Linked DNA regions of Homo sapiens: region 2 is linked to region 1. Evidence: read pairs that join two places in POLR2A ChIA-PET (ENCODE). Cell type or tissue: OCI-LY7. All regions are shown on one strand. Links, peaks and the distances in the headings refer to the core of each region. The heading gives the core; the rest is flanking DNA.

What was found. Peaks named below come from ENCODE experiments on the same cell type or tissue, not always from the same donor. Only the 100,000 strongest peaks of a DNase experiment are listed, where the experiment ranks them.
Region 2: POLR2A ChIA-PET joins it to region 1 with 5 read pairs; 3 of 35 experiments call an interaction of 5 or more read pairs at or near these places.

What each region holds. Positions count from the first base shown.
Region 1 is chr4:87,879,664-87,890,697 of GRCh38, reverse strand. No RefSeq gene overlaps it. Among named protein-coding and RNA genes, the nearest start is that of MEPE, 52 kb to the right of the region's middle. In OCI-LY7, for the core only: no CTCF peak of the experiment used is centred there; a DNase peak (open chromatin) is centred at 5,297; H3K4me3 peaks cover 346 bases; H3K27ac peaks cover 1,379 bases.
Region 2 is chr4:87,947,528-87,958,561 of GRCh38, reverse strand. No RefSeq gene overlaps it. Among named protein-coding and RNA genes, the nearest start is that of SPP1, 23 kb to the left of the region's middle. In OCI-LY7, for the core only: no CTCF peak of the experiment used is centred there; no DNase peak of the experiment used is centred there.

The DNA.
Region 1 (11,034 bases), core at 1,567-9,566:
TTAACCTGAAGAGATGTTGAATTTTATCAAAGGCCTTTTCTGCATCTATTGAGAAAATCATGTGGTTTTTGTCTTTGCTTCTGTTTATGTGATGGATTACATTTATTGATTTGCATATATTGAACCAGCTTTGTATCCTAGGGATGCAGCTGACTTGATTGTGGTGGATAAGTTTTTTAATGTGCTGCTGGATTTGGTTTGCCAGTATTGTATTGAGGATTTTCACATCAATATTCATCAGGGATATTGGCCTTAAGTTTTCTTTTTTTTATTGTGTCTCTGGTAGGTTTTGGTATCAGGATGATGCTGGCTTCATAAAATGAGTTAGGGAGGAGTCCTTCCTTTTCAATTGTTTGGAATCATTTCAGGAGGAATGGTACCAGCTCTTTATACCACTGGTAGAATTCAGCTGTGAATCCATCTGGTCCTGTGCTTTTTATGGTTGGTAGGCTATTAATTACTGCCTCAATTTCAGAACTTGTTATTGATCTATTCAATAACAAGATTTATTCTATACTATAAACACCTCTATGCAAATGAACTAGAAAATCTAGAAGAAATGGATAAATTCCTGGACACATACAACCTCCCAAAACTAAACTATCGGGGGAACCCACCCCCGATAATTCAACATTATTTCACGTAGGTTCTTTTCTATTTCCCTAAGTGTCTGCCAGTCTGAGAAATAAAGGCAAAGAGCACAAAAGAGAGAAATTGTAAAGCTGGGTGTAAAATAATAATTCTTGTTATTGACTTCTTCCTGGTTTAGTGTTGCGGGAAGTCAGTGACCCCGAATGGAGGGACTGGCTGAAGCCATGGCAGAAGAACATAAATTGTGAAGATTTCATGGACATTTATTAGTTCCCCCAAATTAATACTTTTATAATTTCTTATGCCTGTCTTTACTGCAATCTCCCGAACATAAATTGTGAAGAGTTTATGGACATTTATCACTTCCCCAGTCAATACTCTTGTGATTTCCTATGCCTGTCTTTAATCTCTTAATCCCGTCATCTTTGTAAGCTGAGGATGTATGTCACTTCAGGACCCTGTGATGATTGCGTTAACTGCACAAATTGTTTAAACAATATGAAATCTGGGCACCTTGAAAAAAGAACAGGATAACAGCGATGTTCAGGGAACAAGGGCGATAACCATTAGGTCTGGCTGCCTGAGAGCTGGGCAGAACAGAACCATATTTCTCTTCTTTCAAAAGCAAATAGGAGAAATATCGCTGAATTCTTTTTTTCAGCAAAGAGAATGCCTTCCTAGGGGAAGGTCTCTGAAATGGCTGCTCTGGGAATGTCTGTCTTTTACGGTTGTAGGTAAGGGAAGAAATAAGCCCTGGTCTCCCATAGCGCTCCCAGGCTTATTAGGACGAGGAAATTCCTGCCTAATAAACTTTGGTGAGACCGGTTGTCCGCTCTCAAACCCTGTCTCCTGATAAGATGTTATCAATGACAATGCGTGCCCGAAACTTCATTAGTCATTTTAATTTCACCCGGGTCCTGTGACCTCACCCTGCCTCCATTTGCCTTGTAATATTTTATTACCTTCTGAAGCATGTGATCTCTGTGACCCAACACCCTATTTGTACACTCCCTCCCCTTTGAAAATCACTATTAAAAACTTGCTGGTTTTGTGGCTTGGGGGGCATCACGGAACCTGCCGACACATAATGTCTCCCCTGGACACCCAGCTTTACAATTTCTCTCTTTTGTGCTCTTTGCCTTTATTTCTCAGACCAGCAGACACTTAGGGAAATAGAAAAGAACCTACGTGAAATAACGTTGAATTATCGGGGGTGGGTTCCCCCGACAGTTTAGTTTTGGGAGGTTGTATGTGTCCAGGAATTTATCCATTTATTCTAGATTTTCTAGTTCATTTGCATAGAGGTGTTTATAGTATTCTCTGATGGTAGCTTGTATTTCTGTGGGATCAGTGGTGATATTCAATTTATCATTTTTTATTGTGTCTATTTGATTCTTCTCTCTTTTCTTCTTTATTAGCCTGGCTAGCGGTCTATCTATTTTGTTAATTTTTTCAAAAAAATCAGCTCCTGGATTCATTGCTTTTTTGGAGGGTTTTTATATCTCTATCTCCTTCAATTCTGCTCTGATCTTAGTTATTAATAATTTTTAATTTGATGGGATAAATTGTAAGTCAGGAGTTACACATGGGCAGAACAGGAAGGAAATGAAAACGTACTGAGTGACTGTTACATGTTACATGTTACAGTATTAGCTCATTTAATCCTGAGAACAGTACTGTAGGGAAAGAATTATTATGCCCATCTCACAGATAAGGAGTTACACAGACTTGGCCCTTCATTATTTTCAACTGTGTGATCCTAGGCAAGTGATTTAACCTTTTTAGCCCTCAGTTTCCTCATTGGCTAAAATGGAGACAGTAAAGTATGCAGGTCCTAGGGGTATTGTCTGGATTAAATTCAATAACAGACATTAAAGTTTTAGCCCAGCACCTGCCTTATGACAGTTTATACATACTGGCTTGCTATGTGCCAGGTACTGGCTGAGAAACTTAAATTTATCATCTCATTAAATCTTCACACAAATGTTATGGTAGGCACTCAATTGTTATGTTGTTCTTACAAGTAATAACAAGCTTTATTAATTATTTTACTGTGGCTCAGAGAGATTCTTACTCATCCAAGATCAATAAACTAACAAGTGGCAGAACTGATATTCCAATTTAGCTTTATTTGAGGGCAAAAGCCAGACACTTTTAAGAATATCTCACATTAGAAAATGATGGGAATACTCATAAATTACCTAAGCTATTTCATCTCCCTGTCTCTGATTTGGAGACCTATAAGAGAATAAGCCACTGCTAGGTACAGGATCACATTTTAAAAATCGTGACGTATTTAAAAAATGGAGAAAAATGAAAATGTGATGTGGATGGAAAGAATGTGTGTATGAAAACAATCAAGGTTGTAGCTGGAAGAGGGCCTACAATATCAGTGATACTTGAGCATCTATGATTGTGCCTAGTCTTTCAGTATGGCATTAAAATAAAGTGCATATTAACATGAGTGCATATGCCTGAGCATTGAGAATCTATGCAACATTATGTCTCATGTCTCATTAGACAGGAGACAAAGTGAGGCACATGAGAACATACAATCGCTTTACTAGTTTTAAATTCCACACCTAAGTTATAAACCAGATTTCTGCAACTACATGCATGTGACACAATTATAAATATATAGGCAGCATCTAATGTACTTTTATTAGGTACCCCTGTGAATAAATCCACTATTTTTGGATGGAGACTTCTGCTTAGGGTGGAGGCATGAGGAAGAGAAAGAGGAAGAGATGTTTGCTCAATTACCACTGGGTTCATTTTAGAATTTAGGATTTTATTTTCCTAATGTGGTTTGCAAATTTAGGGACAGATGTGAACTTTGCTAGACGAGATTTTGAAGACTATCTTGGAGAAGGATTGAGCCAGGAGAAGAAATATGAACTTGGCATCTGACAGGGAATTTGAAAGAAAATAGAAATGTTTAGTGTGTTTTATTATTATTGTTTTATTTTCTGTGTGGCATATGTGTTTCTGTCACCCATGAAATTGTCATCCAAATTTGCCTTTTGGGAGCTAATGCTTGAAAGAGTAATTGTTGTCTGTGTGTTTTTGTTTGGTTTGGTGGAAGGATAAAGAGGGCCCTACTTTAAGGTGGGGGAGAACACACTCACCTACGTATGACTACTTTTTCCAGCCTGCAAAAGCCATAGCCTTGAACCTGTTGTACTCTCAGTTTATAACTCTTTTCCGTAAATACTTATTTCTGTTTATACAAGACCTTTCCACCTCTGAGAATATGATACAATTTCCCTGAGCAGGTTAGTACAAGTTAGGCAAAGTGTTGGGTCAGAAAACAAGTGACAACAAAACGTGGCATTATGATGAACTTAAATTGACCCTGATTGGATCTGGTGTATGTGGCCTCTTGGAGTGAATTCTGTCTTCATTTGGTACATGGACTGAAAGTTTGTGGGGCCCTTGTACTGCCCATATCTTTTTTAATTGGGAATCTCTGTACTGGTAACTGGAAACAAGTTTTACTCCTTTTTGGTGATTCCTCCTGCAGACATCAATTAAACTTGACTATAGCACTAACTTGCTTAGTTAAAGCAAGAAGAAAATTCCTTTGCTCTTGTACTCTCTGCTGGGGCCTCTGGTGGATGCTGAATGCCCTGTTGACCTCTGACAAAATCTGCAGCTGGTGAATTTGTTACCTATTCTCCCGGTTGGGTCGGGCCCAGTGGTTCTCCTCTGCTGCCTTAACCCTACCTGGGGTTGCTGGCATTGTAGGCCCCTCACATCTCTGCCATGTCATCCATGCAGCCTTAATCCAGCCTGCCTGCTTTATGACGTCATTCACCATGGCTGTCCCTCAGCAAGATTTCCACCCCTCTGGTCAGCTCTCTTCTGTGCCTACTCTGGGGCACATTGGAGTTTCCGGATTTCTCTCTCGCACTTCAGAGCTTAGAGAGGAGAACAAGTGCTAATCTGACTGTCTGTCTGCCTAATCACAGCACACTACTGTGTCTCTGTTATATCCTGGGGAGCATCTTTTCGGATGTTATGTTTCCTTGTGAAGCTTGATCTCTTCTTGACTGTTCCCCGGAAAGCCAGGCAATTATTCCTTCTGCTCTAGGAAATGCCCAACCCTGTCATGAAATTTATCTGGGTTTTCTATCTCTTTGCCTCTTGGGCTCAAGTTCAGGGAAGTCTGACTGTACATTTCTGTCTTCATGTATCCTTGTTCCTCTCCCCCGAGCTTTCCTCCTTCCCTCCTTCCTCCACCTGCTACACGCAACTTCACATTTCATCTCCCTCACTCCAGCTTTATTCTTGGCTTTATTCCATGGTGTATGAGGAGACGGGTGGAAATAAAAGGATGTACTAACAAAAGAACATCAATTAGAAAACATTTAGCAAACGTAGTGTACTTATTTCATGTTCAAAGCACATGAGAGAACTGAAAGATAAGAAAGGACAAGTTCATCATTCTCACAGACCTTACGAAAGTCTAGTTGGAAGATGTGCCCAGCGAACACTAAGAAAGACAAATGAGGGTAGACCATACAATAGAAATGGGCAATATTTTGAGAGATTTGGAGAGGGAGATGCCTAATGGAGGGTGAGAGTGGAGAATTTTTGAGGGAAGAAAGGAGAAGTCATAGACAGCAGGTGGAGAGAAACGGGTTGGACAAGGCAGAAAGAAAGGCACGGTGACATGGTAGAATGACAGTGTAACCGTCTGTGCTGTGCAGTCACGTGTGGCAGGAAACACATCTGGAAGTCTGATCGGGTCTCAGGCTCTCTGGCCTCTGTATCGCCGTCTTATCAGAAGAGAAAATGTAGGCAAATCTTTACCAACCCGATCATACTTTCTCTGCTAATCTCTTATCTCTAAGTAAATTGTTTGCTTGTCCAATTAAAAATTCCCACCCCAAACTTGCATAGTTGGATAGTTAGAACCCTTCTCTTCTGACTCATGAGGGAGAGAGAAATTATAACTTAGTTTACTTTTATAGAGCTATTTGTGGGACTGTCTGGTTTGCCTGTGAATAATGGTTCTTTTCTTTCTTCGTTTCTCACCAGCCAGTGTGGTTTGTGATTTAATAGCCAGGCAGAACACTAAAATTAATACTTGGTAATATTTTAAGCCCAAATGAGGACAAGAGAGGGGGAAATTTTAAGTTATTAGTTTTTTTGTGTGGGAGCTTACTGTCTCCTTTGGAAAGCATTTAGGCCAGGCAGAACCTCACCATTAGTTTTTTGTTTTTGTTTTTTTCAAATGAGCGTGAAAAAGGAAATGTCCCTGTTCCTGCTTTATTTTTCCTTTAAACACAAATCAATTCCTAGATGAGAAGATAGGGTTTAAAACCCAGTTCCTGGCACAATGAAGTGATGGCTTGCAGAGATCAATTTACTTAAAAAAAAAAAAGATACAATTCTGCTTCTTTTGTGAGTAAAGTTTTTTTGTGTGTGTCAATGGAAGAGAGACATGTTCTTTTTGTGTGTGTGTAGGTATTGGGGAGTTCAGGTAAAGAAAGAGTGTAAAAAATAAGACTTACATAAGATACCTAAGCAGGTGCACTTTACCAGAATAAGATTTGTGGCCACCTTATTTTCCCTTTTTCTTTAATGCCTTTGAAGGAAGCTAATTTTTTTTTTCCTAAAAGAAAACAATTCTTCCTCTTGCAATAGTAGAACCAAGAAGAAATGGACACTTGACCACTCTTTGCTTTGGGGAGGAGCATTTATTTTTTCTAGCGTCTGCTAGGAAATATTCAGATAATACAGAATATGCATTTTGGAAAGATGTGGGCCTGCACATATTTCCCATTATTGCCTCTGATGATGTACTGTGTACAATCATGTTAATGGACTTGTCATAAAATTGAATAAATGATTGTAAGGAATATTTATTTTTTGTTATTTGTTTAGATTTGCTTTTCATTTCTACTGTTAAAATCCTTGATAGAATTTGGATCTGTGTCCCCACTCAAATATTATGTTGATTTGTAATCCCCAATGTTAGAGGGCCTGGTGGGAGGTTAACTGGATGATGGGGATGGATTTCCTTCCTGGTACTGTTGTTATGATAGTGAGTGAGTTTTTGTGAGATCTGGTTATTCAAAAGTGTGTTGCAGCCAGGCACGGTGGCTCACGACTGTAATCCCAGCACTTTGGGAGGCCAAGGCAGGTGGATCACCTGAGGTCAGGAGTTCGAGACCAGCCTGGCCAACATGGTGAAACCCCATCTCTACTAAAAATACAAAAATTAGCTGGGTATGGTGGCAGGCACCTGTAATCACAGCTACTCAGGAGGCTGAGGCAGGGGAATTGCTGGAACCTGGAAGGCGGAGGTTGCAGTGAGCCGAGATCATGCCATTGCACTCTGACACGGGCTGACAACAGGGTGACTCCATCTCCAAAAAAAAAAAAAAAAATTCGTGTTGCACCCCCCGCCTCAACCTCTGGGTTCTGCTCCTTTCATGTAAGAGGCCTGCTCCTGCTTTGCTTTCTGTCATGATTGTATGTTTCCTGAGACCTCCCCAGCCATGCTTCCTGTACAGCCTGCAGAACCATGAGCCAATTAAACCTCTTTTTCTTATAAATTACCCGGTCTCAGGTATTTCTTTATAGCAGTGTGAGAGCAAACTAATACAATCCTCCATCACTTAATATACGTTACTTGATTTCATCCTAGCAGCAATACAAAGCTTGGTATGATTGGTCTCATGCTGTTGATGAAACCGAGGTTCAGAGTAGCTAAATGAAGGACAAAACTTGGATAGAATTCCAAGGCTTTTTAACTGTGAGCCACAAGCACTTCCTAGTTTCTTTATATCCTATTCTTCCCAAGACAACTATGTGTAGATAGTGGAGTCCTTAGTGACTATTTGTTCATAATAAAAATAATTTGGAATCTTTTAAGGTAGGAAAAAAATAAGTAAATCTACTCAAGATGCCTCCAGGAGCCTCCTGTTTAATATTCAAGTAGTCCAGGCTCCCATCAAACATGACTACGGGAATCTGGTAATTTTATCAGATTCTTTTATTCTTGGTATTTCTGCTCTGACTGTTGTTGGTTTCCTTGGCCACTTCCCATATGCATACTCATTCTCTTACTATCAGATCACCAACTTTTCAGTCTTTCCTTCCTCCCTTGCAGATTTCCTCAAATGTGGACAAGAGCCCCTAAGTTCTTTTTAGAAAAACGTTTCAGAAGGCTCACAAATTACAGAGGGAAATTATAATGCAGTAAGGAAAGAAAACCATGAAACTCCACACATAATATCAGTAGATACAAATTCAAGATATTTGTAACATCTGCCGGCCTCCCACCTCCATAGAGGCCAACTATTTCTAGGCTCCTTGAGGGTGGCAGGCCAGGGACCATTCCAGATGGGTGTGCCTCTCTCTATCCCTGGATTGCAGGTTCCCCACTCTCAAGGGGATATGCCAGTCTATGCCCACCCCTGAGTTACCATCCTTGACCTCATCTTAATGATTGCTGAGTTGCAGAGCTCCCACCAAACACTACTTTCTACATGAAGACTTGGAGCTGGTTGCTCCTCATCCCCCAACCTCTTTCTCCAGCAGAAGGCTTGGCGTTCACTTGTGCTTAATCAAATGACTCATTCAGTTTTGTGCCAAATTCATCATTTCCACAAAGAGAAAGTCTCCCACCTTCATAGAGCAAAAGAAAACTACTGATACATTTATGTATTTCTCTTGCTTTCTTTACAAGTATAGGAATATTAAGGTCCAGGCTCTAAGAATCTTAATACTCAAACACAGTTGAAAGCCTATTTTTGTTTGTTACTCCTTAAGGCAAGTTTAATACCTTAGCTGTAATAGCTTATGAAATGTTCAGATTATTTTCTTTTACTTTTGAGTAGAAGAGATGATGCTCTACTACATTTAAGTAAAAAGCAAATTATGATGTGGGATAGGATGGGTCCGTGGGGAGATTTGAAATATTTGCTGTCAGTGGGTACTTTGCAGAGGTCTTGGAGCTCTACCAGCTATGGAACACTGAAACTTTTCTGTTGAAATGTTTTGTAAGTGATTGCTATTAAATATGTCTTCAGGATTTTGTTAAGAACTAGTTCACTTAGCTGGTTAGAACACTATGCTGTTTGTTTTGTTTGTTTGTTTCTTTTTGCCAGGCATGGTGGTGCACATCTGTGATCCCAGCTTCTCAGGCACAAGAATCACTTGAACCCAGGAGGTGGAGGTTGCAGTGAGCCAAGACTGCACCACTGTACTTCAGCCTGGGTGACAGAGAGAGACACTGTCTCAAAAAAAAAATTCTATTATTATTTTTTCCATCTATCTAACCAGGTGAAAAAAAATTTTTTTTAATTTCCTTCCTTCCTTCCCTTCCTTCCTTCCTTCCTTCCCCCTCTCTCTTTCTTTTTCTTTCTTCCTTTCTTTCTCTCCTTTCCTTCTTTCTTTCTTTCTTTCTTCCTGTTTTTTTTGTGGAGACAAGTCTTGTTTTGTTGCCCAGGCTGGTCTCAAACTCCCGGCCTCAAGTAATCCTCCTGCCTTGGCCTCCCAAAGTGCTGGGGATTACAGGTGTAAGCCACCTCCTGGCCCTCTATTTTTATTTATTTTTTCTTCAACTTTTAAGTTCTGGGGTACATGTGCAGGATGTACAGGTTTGTTACATTGGTAAACGTGTACCATGGTGGTTTGCTGCACAGATCATCCCATCACCCAGGTGTTAAGTCCAGCACTCACTAGCTATTCTTCCTGAAGCTCTCCCTCCTCCCAACAGTGTGTGTTGTTCCCCACCATGTGTCCATGTGTTCTCACTGTAGATCACTACACTCTTAAAACAAATGTTCAAATGACATTTGGATGAGTAAGCTTAATTCTATGAATAGGCCACAGATTCTCCTTTTAAAATTTAAATTAAAAAATTATGCTAATACTATAGTTAGACTTCCTGAATTCAAACCAATTGTTTACTGTGTGACCTTGAATAAGTTACCTAATCTTTCTGTGCTAATTGACTGTAATATTGATAATATCTGCCTCATAGAATTGTTGACAAAGATTAAATGGAATTGTAAGTGTAAGGCCTTAGCCCAGTGCTTGATACACAATGCGTGTTCAATCAATGTTAACTATGATTATTAGTGTTAGTAATACTAGTAGTCGTTTTACCTAATAGGGGTCAATAAAAATGCAACTGTTGGGTAATCAATGATATCACATACAGCAGAGTTAAGGTTTGAGTCTCTGGAGCCAATTGTTGGTTCTGCTACTTGCAAGTTGTTTGGCTTATGTAAACTACCTAGCTTCTCTATGCCTCAGTTTCCTAATTTTGCAAAATGGGGATGATAATGATACCTACCTCACAGTGTGTTTTGATGATTCAATGAGGTAATCCATGTTAAGAACTTGATGTAATGCAAGGTATAGAGTAAGCCCTCTATTCATTTTATCCTTCTGTTGTTATTATCATTGTTTGACTTTTACTACTCTGAATAGTAACAATATCCTGAAAAGACTGCATCTTCCAGGATATAGGGAAGCATCTAAAAGTGTGCAGGGCTGAAGAACACTGGCAGGTCAAGAAGTCAAGGAAAGGGTATCTAATTAAAATTCTCAGAAAAATATTTTGCTGTAACCAAAAATGACAAGAATAGGCCAAAGACAAATTCTTGTGGAAGGTACCAGGGGAACTCTTCTAAATGTTCACACAAATAGTCAAGGATGTGGCTTATTGCCTCACCTGAAGGAAGGGTTTCCCTCCCCTCCAGGACTCCAGTTAGTTCTGTGTCACAGCCATGTCACCCCCACCCCTTTCCTGCCCAATGCCACTTCCCGAGCTGGTGAGATTTTCCTCTGACAACTCCTAGGGATGCAATGACATTGTTGTTTTATAGCTTCACTAGGAGGAATGTGATGTGAAAAATAACTCCAGCTCAGGAAATTGGAGATTTGGCTTTTGGCCCTGATGTATCAGTTGACCTTGGGCAAGTCATTTATGTTTTGCTGTTTCAGTTCCATTAAGTGTAAAGTAGAATGAATAATGTCTACCCTTCCAAATGTGCAGGATCACTTTGAAGAATGAACATGTGCAGAAGCCATTGGAAAATTTCAAATACTTTTCCACATTTAAAATTGTATTATTTGCCTGGATAACATGGTTTAGTGTGATAAAAATAGCAGATGCTTGGAGATGGGAAGAAGACCTGAGATCTAATTTCATCTCCGATATCTGCTGACTTCATGACCTTAGGTAAATCCCTTACTTTTTCTAAATCTCAGTTTCCTCACTGGTGAAATAAATGTGATAATGATTATCTCATAAGACGTTCGTAAGTATTAAATGAAATGAAACTTCTATGAAATGCTGATTTTGATTTTTCTCTAATGAAAATATTTATGTTTTTTGTACTTTCTTCTCTTTATCATTTGGTTTATTAAAGTATGTGTAGGTGTGACATGGAGTATTCCTTATTCTTTTTCCAGAAC
Region 2 (11,034 bases), core at 1,566-9,565, 68 kb before region 1:
CTGAGGAGCTCAAGACCAGCCCTAGTAACATAGTAAGACCCCATCTCTACAAAAAATTAGCCAAGCACAGTGGTGTGCGTCTGTAGTTCCAGCCACTTGGGAGGCTGAGGCAGGAGGATTGCCAAAGCCCAGGAGTTTAAGGCCACAGTGAGCTATGATTGTACTACTGCACTCTAGCCATGGTGAGTGAGCGAGACTCTGTCCCCAAAAAATTTTTTTGGCCGGGCGCGGTGGCTCATGCCTGTAATCCCAGCACTTTGGGAGGCCAAGGCAGGTGGATCACAAGGTCAGGAGATCGAGACCATCCTGGCTAACATGGTGAAACCCCATCTCTACTAAAATTATAAAAAATTATCCAGCTGTGGTGGCGTGCACCTGTAGTCCCAGCTGCTGGGGAGGCTGAGGCAGGAGAATGGCGTGAACCCAGGAGGCGGAGCTTGCAGTGAGCTGAGATCACACCATTGCACTCCAGCCTGGGGACAGAGCAAGACTCCATCTTAAAAAAAAAAAAAATTTTTTTTTTGTAAATCACAGATCCATTCAGTATTCTACATTATATTATAGCATTACCATTAGGAGCAAGGGATTTGTGGTCAGGCTGCCTTAGTTCGAATGTTGCATTGGTCACTTCCTAACTGAGGCACCTCGAGCAAGCTGTTTACTTTCTCTGGGCCTCTGTAACCTCTCTGGGCCTTTCTGTACATAGGGACAGAAACAGCACCTCCTCTAGAATGTTGTTGTAAAGATTAAATGAGCTCACACATACAAAGATTACTTAGTTCCAAGTGCCTGGAACTTAGTAAGGCCTCACTGAAAGTTGAATGTTATCTCTCAGAAGCAATGCCTGAGATTCCAGAGTTTGTGCTAAATTCAAAGCATTGGAAATACATTTTAGATATATGCATAAAGTTATATATGACATTAAATGTAGGAAATCATGTTAGTTTATCAGGTGTTCCATCTTACAAGCAAGGAAGAGAAAACCAGTTATAGCTAGGAAATTTGACAAATTGGCAGCAATAGAAAAACATTTACAAATAAAACTCTTTTAATTGGGCACAATCTGCACATACGTGATGAGAAATGCTACTGTATGTTATAATAGCAGAGAATGCAGAATAACTGGGACTTGGGAATCTGCAACAAACTAAAGTTACTGCATTTAGATGGGCAATATATTGGGATATATCAAATCTAAAACTGTGGTCAACGTTCAGCTTATGTTCCCTTTGTTTCCTGAGTGTTTTCAGCTTACTGAAGTCAAATGACATTTTTCTGCAGATGGAAAATTATGAGCTGTTTAGGGAAATAAGCACATGTGCTAATTATGCTACATCATCTTTTCCATGAGAAGTGCAAATGCAACTTTTAAAAATAGTTTAGATAGAAAACAATTGATAGAAACTTTGTTTCCTTGTTTGTCTCTGTCTCTATGTCTCTCCCTTGCTTCCCTCCAATGAATAGTGGTGCCAATCTTTGCATTAACAAATATCAACCCAGCAAAAAAGGCTGCCAGTTGCATTTTTGAGGGGACGTCCATTTTGTCATTGTTGGGACACCAATTTTGTAGCAGGCTGTAAGCTCTGCTATAATGACTTTGATAGCTGGTAAGGTCCATGCAGGATTTCCCCTATAAGAATTCTGGAAACAAAAGACTTAATTGAAAATAGCTAAATGGCACTATTTATAAATGTATTCAGGTTTAGGAAATGGTAAATAATCATGTACACACTTTCAGGGAATTTATGATAACACTTTTTCCCTCCAGAACAAAGTTAACCTTTGTTGACTCAAATGCATTGGTGTTCCCATCTCGCTTGATTCATGTGGCTGGAAATGAGTTTGCATGCCAATGTGAGGCTGGTCATGTGATTCTTCTTGGAAAACATAAGAAGTATATCACTGTGATTTTGAGCTAAGAAGCATGAAACAGCCGCACATTTTCCTTTTACGTCTTCAAAGCAAACCCACTGATACACCCATGACAATTTATTCCAAACACAGGCTGTGTTTTGACACTAACCCCTTCTCCCCAGAATTTGGAGACAGCTCTGGCCTTTGGCTAGTTTAATGCCCTCACCTGCTCAAGTGTGACAGAGCATTTATTAAAGACAATTATAGAGCAACATTTATAGAACTAGAAATAAACACACAGGTTGCAAGTGAGAGTAATGAGAGTGAACGGCCATCATGGGCTTGGGCCCGAAGGGAGGTGGGTTGCTGTGGGGTCTCCAAAGCCCAAATCTCTGTCTTTCTTCTGGTTTTGTTTATGTAGCCAGTGAAATGCTACCACATCACTGACCTTGGACTCCCTCCTACCATGAGACTCTCCACCATCCTACAAATACTCAAAGGGAGTATTCTACAAATACTCAGAGTAGCTAAGGTAAATGTTATTAATCACAACTTTTAGGGAGTTCACAAGTTTATGAGCAAAGGAGAGGAAAACATGAACATAGTGAAAGCAGGAAATTTTGACAAATGGGCAGCAATTGCACACAGCTGATAGAGGAAAGGAAGCTGGAATCAATGGGTAACTATTCCCTTTTCCCTCAGTGGTCACACTAGTTGTATGAGCTAGCATCCATGAGAAGGAATGTTATTTATTCCATTGTGGTGGAAGGAAACAGCATGTGTCCTGCAAAACCTACCTGGCCATCCCAAAAGAAGTATTATCTTTCTCCTCTAAATTACCATAAAGCTTGAAATATGCTCCTTTTCATGGGAAATAACATCTGTTCTTCCTTTCAGTTGGATGGGGAGAGGGAGGAGAGGAAAAAAAATAATACAAAGAAATCCAAATAAACAATTAGGTTCAATAGTTACAAATGAATTACTTAGATTATTTAGATAGTGTGGTCAAGGAAGGCCTCTCTGAGGGGATGCATATAAGCTGGGACATAAAAAATTCAGGGGAGTTTGCTACAAAAGCAAGAAAAAGAATGTTCCAGAAGAGAGAGAACAGTATGTGCACAATGTGCAAGAAAATAAAAGACCTGGGGTGTGTACTTGAGGAGCTGAATGCAGGCAGGTTTGACTCGAAGTTGGTGAACATTCCTGAGGAGAAAAGAGCCTGACTACTACATCTAATTTCATTGGTCAAAATGGTTTTAAAAAGTACCTTTTTTTTTCCCTGGAATATATTGCTTGACCAGACACAGTAGATTTACTCTTATCATTTAGCATACTTTGTCCAATGCAGAAAATATAAAAACTGTTTCTTACTTAATTACTGACCACTGAAAAGCTTAAATTATAAAATGTATTGCCAATTAAAGATATTTCTACTTAAATTTTGGTTTTGTTCACAATACATATGAAAGTTCATAAATGCATTTCAATTTAAAAACATACATAAAACCCAATACAAGATAATTCCTCATTTTTGAAAAATGCACCCTTTTTGTTATCCCATCACCATGGGGAAATTATGAACTTACCAAGTAGCTTTATTATTATTTCTTCCATTTATTTTCCTTTGTATTTGAAAATCATAGAATCCAAAACTAGAGAAACAGTAAGTAAGAAATGTATTGCTTAAAGGAGTAATACAATTTTTTTGGATTAATTCTGTTAAGGTTTGTAATTATGAAACAGCAGGAATGTTGTATTTTCCATCTTCATATTATGATGTAATTAATTTAGTTATTTTTACAGCACAAAAGAAACATGATACGTAAGTATGTGCAGGTAACAATCAGAAATTCACTCATTCAGTTAATGAAACTGCGGTGAAACCAAACAAAGCCCCTGCCTTCAGAGTTTGAATTCTAGCATGAAAGCTGATTGTAAAAAAGCTGACAACTAAATATATAACACAGCTGGGTGCCGTGGCTCACGCCTGTAATCCTTATACTTTGGGAGGCCGAGGTGGGAGAATTGCTTGAACCCAGGAGTTTAACACCAGCCTGGGCAACAAAGCGAGACTATGTCTCTACAAAAAATACAAAAACCCTTAGTCAAGCATGGTGGCACAGGCCTGAATTCCCAGCTACTCAGGAGGCTGAGGTGGGAGGACCACTTGAATCCTGAGATGTCAAGGCTGCAGTGAGCCGAGATCTCGCCACTGCACTCCAGCCTGGGTGACAGAGACTCTCTCTCTCTCTCTCTCTCTATATATATATATTTGCTCTCTCTCTCTCTCTCTATGTACATGTACACACACCACATATATATGATACAACATTATGTTATAATAAATGTATTACAATAGCTTATTGTGTTCATAGTGTTAAATAGCAAAATACTTATGTTCAGATTAGGCTGTTATGAAAATTTCTATTTTAGTCTATTTTAGAAAATCATGGAAAGCACACTCCTGTACAAAATACAATCAACATAGTTTGTTTCCTGTTATAAAAAGGTATAATTTGGAAAGTAACTTGGAGTTAAAGAAGAAGTTATCAGGCAGTTATTTTTGGCTCTGGTTTATGCAGTTTTAAAAAAATATGTGAAGTCAGGTTTGTGAAGAAAGTTCTTGTCTCTTTAGCTTCCTGTTTAAGTAGTAAAAAAGAAGTCTAGGAAAGTCCACTATGACCAAGCTATAATGACAGTTTATCCATTGGAGATCTTTTTTTCTCCCCTGCCCATAAGCATAACCTCAGAAAGATGAAACCCTCACCACAGCACATGTGTACATTTTGCTGAATTGATAAAAATTGCATAATTCAAATCCCAATCTTAGAAGTCAGGAATTACACTGGAGAACCTAACTGAAGCTGACGAGACTACAATTATAGAAAGATCAGTATTTGAGCCCTCAAAAGTCAGTTGTTTGGAATAATAATTACTACAAATTCAATAATTTAAAAAAATCATTCTTCAAAATCTCTTCACTAGATGGAAAATTCTATTCTTCTTACATAGAGATCCCTCTTTAGCTGGCTGAAAAAATAAAGTGAAATGTTAAAATAAGTAGCCCCGTTCCACAGTAATTTGTTTTGCATGTTAGTTAAGACGGTTACATGTGCTTTAGAGGTAATGAAGTATTTAGGATGTCAAAGAAAGAATTTTTTCAGTCCATTTTCATTCTTTCTAGTATGTTTCACATTAATGTGCCAAGGTATTTATTACTGATCATGTATCAGCGTATTTATTATTCATCACATGGCAATATATCAAGGCAACGATGAGTATTGAGACACTAAGTCTAATCAGGGTTATCACCTGTTAAATTTGAGAGCACAGATTTAACATATAGCATCTAAACTCCTATTTTCTGCTAATGTTAAATCTGACAAACATTAACTGTCTGCTACACTGAACCTTTTCAGAAGGAATCTGAGCTCAGTCACAGTGGATACATTTAATTGTCTTACTTTAATGTGAGATTCAGTGTAAAGTAGTACACCAAATGACAACTATGTATTAAACATTTTCCTTTCTTCTTATCTACTTAAGATTCACTTTCTGCCTGTAATCCCATTGCTGTGGGAGGCTGAGGCAGGCAGATCACTTGAGGAATTTGAGACCAGCCTGGGCAACATGGTGAAACCCCATTGCTACCAAAAAATTAGCGGGGTGTGGTGGTGCTTGCCTATAGTACCAGCTACTTGGGAGGCTGAGGTGGGAGGATCACTTAGGTCCAGGGGATTGGGGCTGCAGTGAGCCACGATCGCAACACTGGCACTCCAGCCTGGGCAACAGAGCGAGACCCTTGTCTCAAAAAATTAAAAATTAAAAAAATTAAAAATTAAATTAAGATTCACTTTCCAGGCATGCCAAAATCCCTCTGGGCCCTTCGAGGCAGAAACCAAGCATCTCTCAGGGCATTCATTCCATGCTGTCCAGTTGCACCAGTGGTCCCAGGAGCAGCTGCCTGGATAACTTAGGTCTCCACAGTCTCCTCTTGCTCTGGTATCTGTAGCTGTTGAAGTTTTAGTTTTCACTTCCCTCTCACTTCTTGCAACTGCAGTCTTTTTTCTAAATCATTTTGCCCCCCTCCAGACAATGCCTTGATTCCTTCATTGACTAAAACAACAACAACAACAAACACACAAACCCCCACAAGATATTTATATATAGCATCCTATTACTGAAGCTTTGGAGTTGTACAGTAGAATTACAGTATTACTGACTACCAGCCAAAGGTTAAAATTTAATAATAGTCATCATGGTTCTACCGTGGCCTCCATTGGCCATCTATCCACCATTTCTTACTGGCTGTCTCTCCTTAGACTTGTTTGCTTTCACTCTTGGTCACTGCATTGCCCACTCCTGCTCACGTCCTTTCCCTGTCATCTCCAGTATTAGTCTGCTAGAGCTGCTACACCAAAGGACGCAGACTGGGTGTATTCTGTGAAACAACAGAAACATATTTTCTTACAGTTCTGGAACTAGAGTCGAAGATCAAGGTGTAGGCAGGTTCGATTTCTCCTGAGGCCTCTCTCTTTGGCTTGCAAGTGGCTGCCCTTTTTCTGCACCCTCACCTGGCCCTTCCACTGTGCACACACATCCCTAGGGTCTGTGTGTCCTAATCTCTTCTTACAAGGACATAATCAGATTGGATTAGGGCCACCCTCATTTAAGTGACCTCATTTAAGCTTAATTACCTCTTTCAAGACCCTATCTCAAATTATAGTCACATTATGAGATTCTGGAGGTTAAGGCTTCAATCTATGAATTTTGGGAGACACACAATTCAGCCCATAACAGCTTCCAAGTCTTCTCCTCTTTTGTTTTACCCCCCAATCCCCAAATTTTAGTCCCATTTCTAAAGCAGAACAACTTTGTTTTCTATTCAGTACCTCTCTCTATGTTAAACACAAAATGATATCTACTTTCAGACTTCAGATGAAAGTTATTTATTTTTATTTTTTTGAGGCAGACTCTTATTCTGTTGCCCAGGCTGGACTGCAGTGGGGTGATCATGGCTCACCGCAGCCTTAACTTCCCAGGCTTAGGTGATCCTCCCACCCAAGCCTCCTGTGTAGCTGAGACTACAGGTGCACTTCACCATGTCCGGCTAATTTTTTGTATTTTTTTTTTGTAGAGACGGGGTTTCACCATGTTGCCCAGGCTGGTCTTGAACTCTTGGGCTCAACTGATCCTACCACCTCGGCCTCCTAAAGTGCTTGGATTACTGTGCTTTGCCCCAGGATGAGTTTTGACATTACAGTTTCTTCTATAATATAAATGAGTTCTGTGGTAGGATTCTTTTTACCATCAATCTTTGTGTGCAGTGGGAACAAATGTGATTTATTCTCTTTGTGCTGAAGTTCTCACAGGGCCATTAGATGGCTGGGGGTTGGCTGAGGTTGGTTTTCCTTTTGCATTTTCACATATTCTCTCTTGAGTTTACTCGCTTGCATTACAATAAGAATTTGTAGAGGTACTAATTCTGAAAGAAAAGGAAGTATCTTGTCAGCTGGTCATACACTGGTTTCAGGATTCTTTTTAAACAAAAGGTTATCCAGTCCATACCAGTTACCTTACATGAATAAGCCAAAGAAATGCAGTTGACTCTCCAAACCTCTCCTTCCCTAATCTCTCCCATCCTGATAGCTGCTCCTTCGATTCCACCCTTTTGGGGACTTTTCTTGCAATTCCAGGGCACTCTCAGCACTCATTTACTCAAGTCATCTTTATTGAGCAATTGGTCTATATTATCTTTAATCTTTACAACATTCCTGTAAGGTTGATATTATTAAATATATTTTACAGATGAGAGGTTGTAGCAGGTCTCAGTCAAAGTCACAGTCATATGCTACTTAGTGATAGAACCTGAAATTGACCTATGTCTGAACTGTTTTGAACAGTTTTTTAGTTTGTTAATATTCCATTTCTTTTCCAAACCTTTCAGTAGCTTGCTGCTTCCTGAAACAGTGTCTCCTAATTTACATTCCTTTGGCATTGACCCAGATCTCCTTCCCTTCAGTGCCTCCCACCAACTACTGTGCACCTCCTCTTGCCATGTATGACCCTGACTGACATACAGGTTCTTATGCCAGGTTCTTATGTCCCTGCTGTTTTCACTGTACAAGAATATCAGATGTAAGACACTCCTGCTTTTCAAATTCTCACAAGGGGCTGGAATTGTCAAAATTCTTAGTTGTGTCTTCAAACATTTGAAAACTGTAAGGTCTATCCACGTTTATATTCCTTCCCCCTGACCCTTTTTAAAATCAAAGAATATTTGCAGGGGTGGGTAATTATCCCCAATCTCATAATGTTATAAAATGACTCTTTTAAATTTTGCATTTCACCTCCCTATCCTGGTTGACATAGGTTTACATATTGGCTAGCTCCTTGTCCAGCCCTTTCTGGTTTAGGCAGGGAGAGAGGTGATTCATGCCCGTCAGGGTCATACATGGCAAGAGGAGGTGCACAGTAGTTGGTGGGAGGCACTGAAGGGAAGGAGATCTGGGTCAATGCCAAAGGAATATAAATCAGGAAACACTGTTTCAGGAAGCAGCAAGCTACTGAAAGGTTTGGAAAAGAAATAGAACATTAACAACTAAAAAACAGTTCAAAAGTGAATCAAGATGAAAAATTCATTAGGAGAGGCAAGAGAATGAAACAAGATGGCCAAGGGCCAAAGGAAATAAACATAGGTTGAAGAGCAGTTCAGGAAGAAAATCTTTGATTGTTATTATATTGTCCTTTATGCATATCTTAGCATGTATCATCAAGGCCCTGTTAAAATGTCACTAGGGCTGGAATTTTTGAATTTATCTCTCTATAATAAGATATGATTAACTTCTAGGTATTTAACTGCTTGGTGAGTCTTGTTTGATTCTTCTGAATTCCTTTTCTTCTTAAATGTTTTGTGCAGAAGAGAGACACAAACATAATCAGTGGTTAATTTATCAAACATGAAGACATCCTAACAACTCTGTGATATAACTTTATTGTTATTCCCATTGTACAGATGAGAAAATGGTGGCACAGAAATGTTAAGTACTTTTCCTATGGTTACAAAACAAGTAAGTGGCTAGCAAGGATTTGAAATGATTACTATGCAATATGTTAAGAGATAAAATGATACAGTATAAACAAATGAGGATCCAACGAATTCCGCTTGGATGAGGATCAGGGAGAGATGTACTAATGAAATTACATATCTCCTTTTGGGTTATTCCACAATTTGGTGCCCATATAAACGTTAATATTACCTCTGATTGTGCTCTCATGTAAATTTTACTGGTGAAACTGCTCTCATTACCCAGATACTGAAAGTAATAAATGAACAAGGATTTTTTCCTGTTTTTTTTTTTTAACCAAATAACCCTAAATCTTGTTTCATTTGTTTATTTTTTGAGACAGGGTTTCACTCTGTTGCTCAAGCTTTATCACGATTGAGCAGTGGCGTGATCATGGCTTACTGTAGCCTCAACCTCCACAGGCTTAGGTGATTCTCCCCGCTCAGCCTCCTAAGTAACTGGGACCACAGGCACAGGCCACCCTGTCTGGATGATTCTTGTACTTTTGGTAGAGATGGGGTTTTGCTATGTTGGCCAGGCTAGTCTCAACCTCTTGGGCTCAAGTGATCCTCCTGCCTTGGTTTCCCAAAGTGTTGGAATTACAGGCGTGAGCCACCTCTCCTGGCTGACCCTAAGTCTTAAAGACATTCCCACTCCACAGGGCTGGGGTGCTCCATTCAAGTTCAGGTTTGTTTCAGAAATTCTAAATATCAAGTACCATTTGTATAAACAAGTTTTAGTAAACAGATATGAAAGCAGTTATTCAATCTCATTCAGTTATTTGTCCTTTTTTCATTCCACAAGATCCACTTTATGGAAGCTTTGTCAATATTTTAACTGAGTTTTTTTTGTAAGAAGTAGTAGTGTGAATAACATGTTAAGATTCCAATAATTATATGTAGACTTCAGGGAGTTTGGATGAGAGAAGAGGGTATTTTCTGGACAAAATGTTTTCCTGTGAAGAGTTCTCCCTATACATATAATCCTAAGGATAAGAGTAAACTGGGCTAGAAAGATGAGTTAAATTTCCTTTTAAATGGCATGGTTCTTTAATAAAACTCCCCTAAGAAAAGTTCAACAGAACAAGGAAATAGGATTCATTTTCTTCGCAAAACATTTATCAGCTAGTGGGAAAGGTCTAGTTTTTCTGAATTTTCCATTTTTTATGTTGTATGATCATAGGAATAAAAAGCGACAAAAATTTCTAATCCAAATGAAATTAGGGAAAAACCATGGTGAATTCCAGTCCTCAGGGAACATAGGATTCTAGCTAATGGAGGGTTTATTAAAAAGTGTTTTTATCGTTCTGAATACTAATGACACCTTATAACAATACGCTGCCTGTAGATATAAAAACTGAAGACGTTGAAGGGATTAGTTATCAATACATCAGATCATTTCTGAACAGAATTTTATTAAAACAAAACAGAACAAAAATATAAAGTTATTTTCCTTATTATTTATATTTTTCTAATTATGTATGGGAGAAACCTTTTATCAACTGGATATTTTTATTGTGTTTTTGTTTTTACAGCTTTATTTTAATGATATTATGATTTGAGTTGGTAGGGATATTCCACAGCAAGCTACTTTAATTTCTCTGAAACCCAGTTTCTCCTCAGAAAAATGGAGAAATTAGTCATCTCTACCTCATAGAAATGTTGTGAAGATCAAGATAAGGCACATAAGGCACTTAGCAAGTGCTGGGAACATGGCGAAGGCTAAATGGATATGAACTATTATACTATGATCCTTCTTGAAACAGGTTATAATGGCTGTTTTGAACTGCATGTTTGTGTCCTTCCCCTCACCCCAAATGCACATGCTGAAACCATAATTTCCAGTGGAATGGTGGAGCCTTTCAGAGGCAATTAGGTCATGAGGGTGGAGCCCTCATGATGGATTAATCCCTCATGATGGGATTAGTGCCGTTTTAAGAAGAGGCAGGATTGAGCTCACCTTCTCTGTCCTCTTCACCAAGTCAGGACACGGCAAGAAGATGGCCATCTGTGAACCAGAAAGAGAGCCCTCAGCAGAACTCAACCATGCTGGCACCCGGATCCTGGACTTCCCAGCCTCCAGACTGTGAGAAATAAGTCTCTGTTGTTCATGC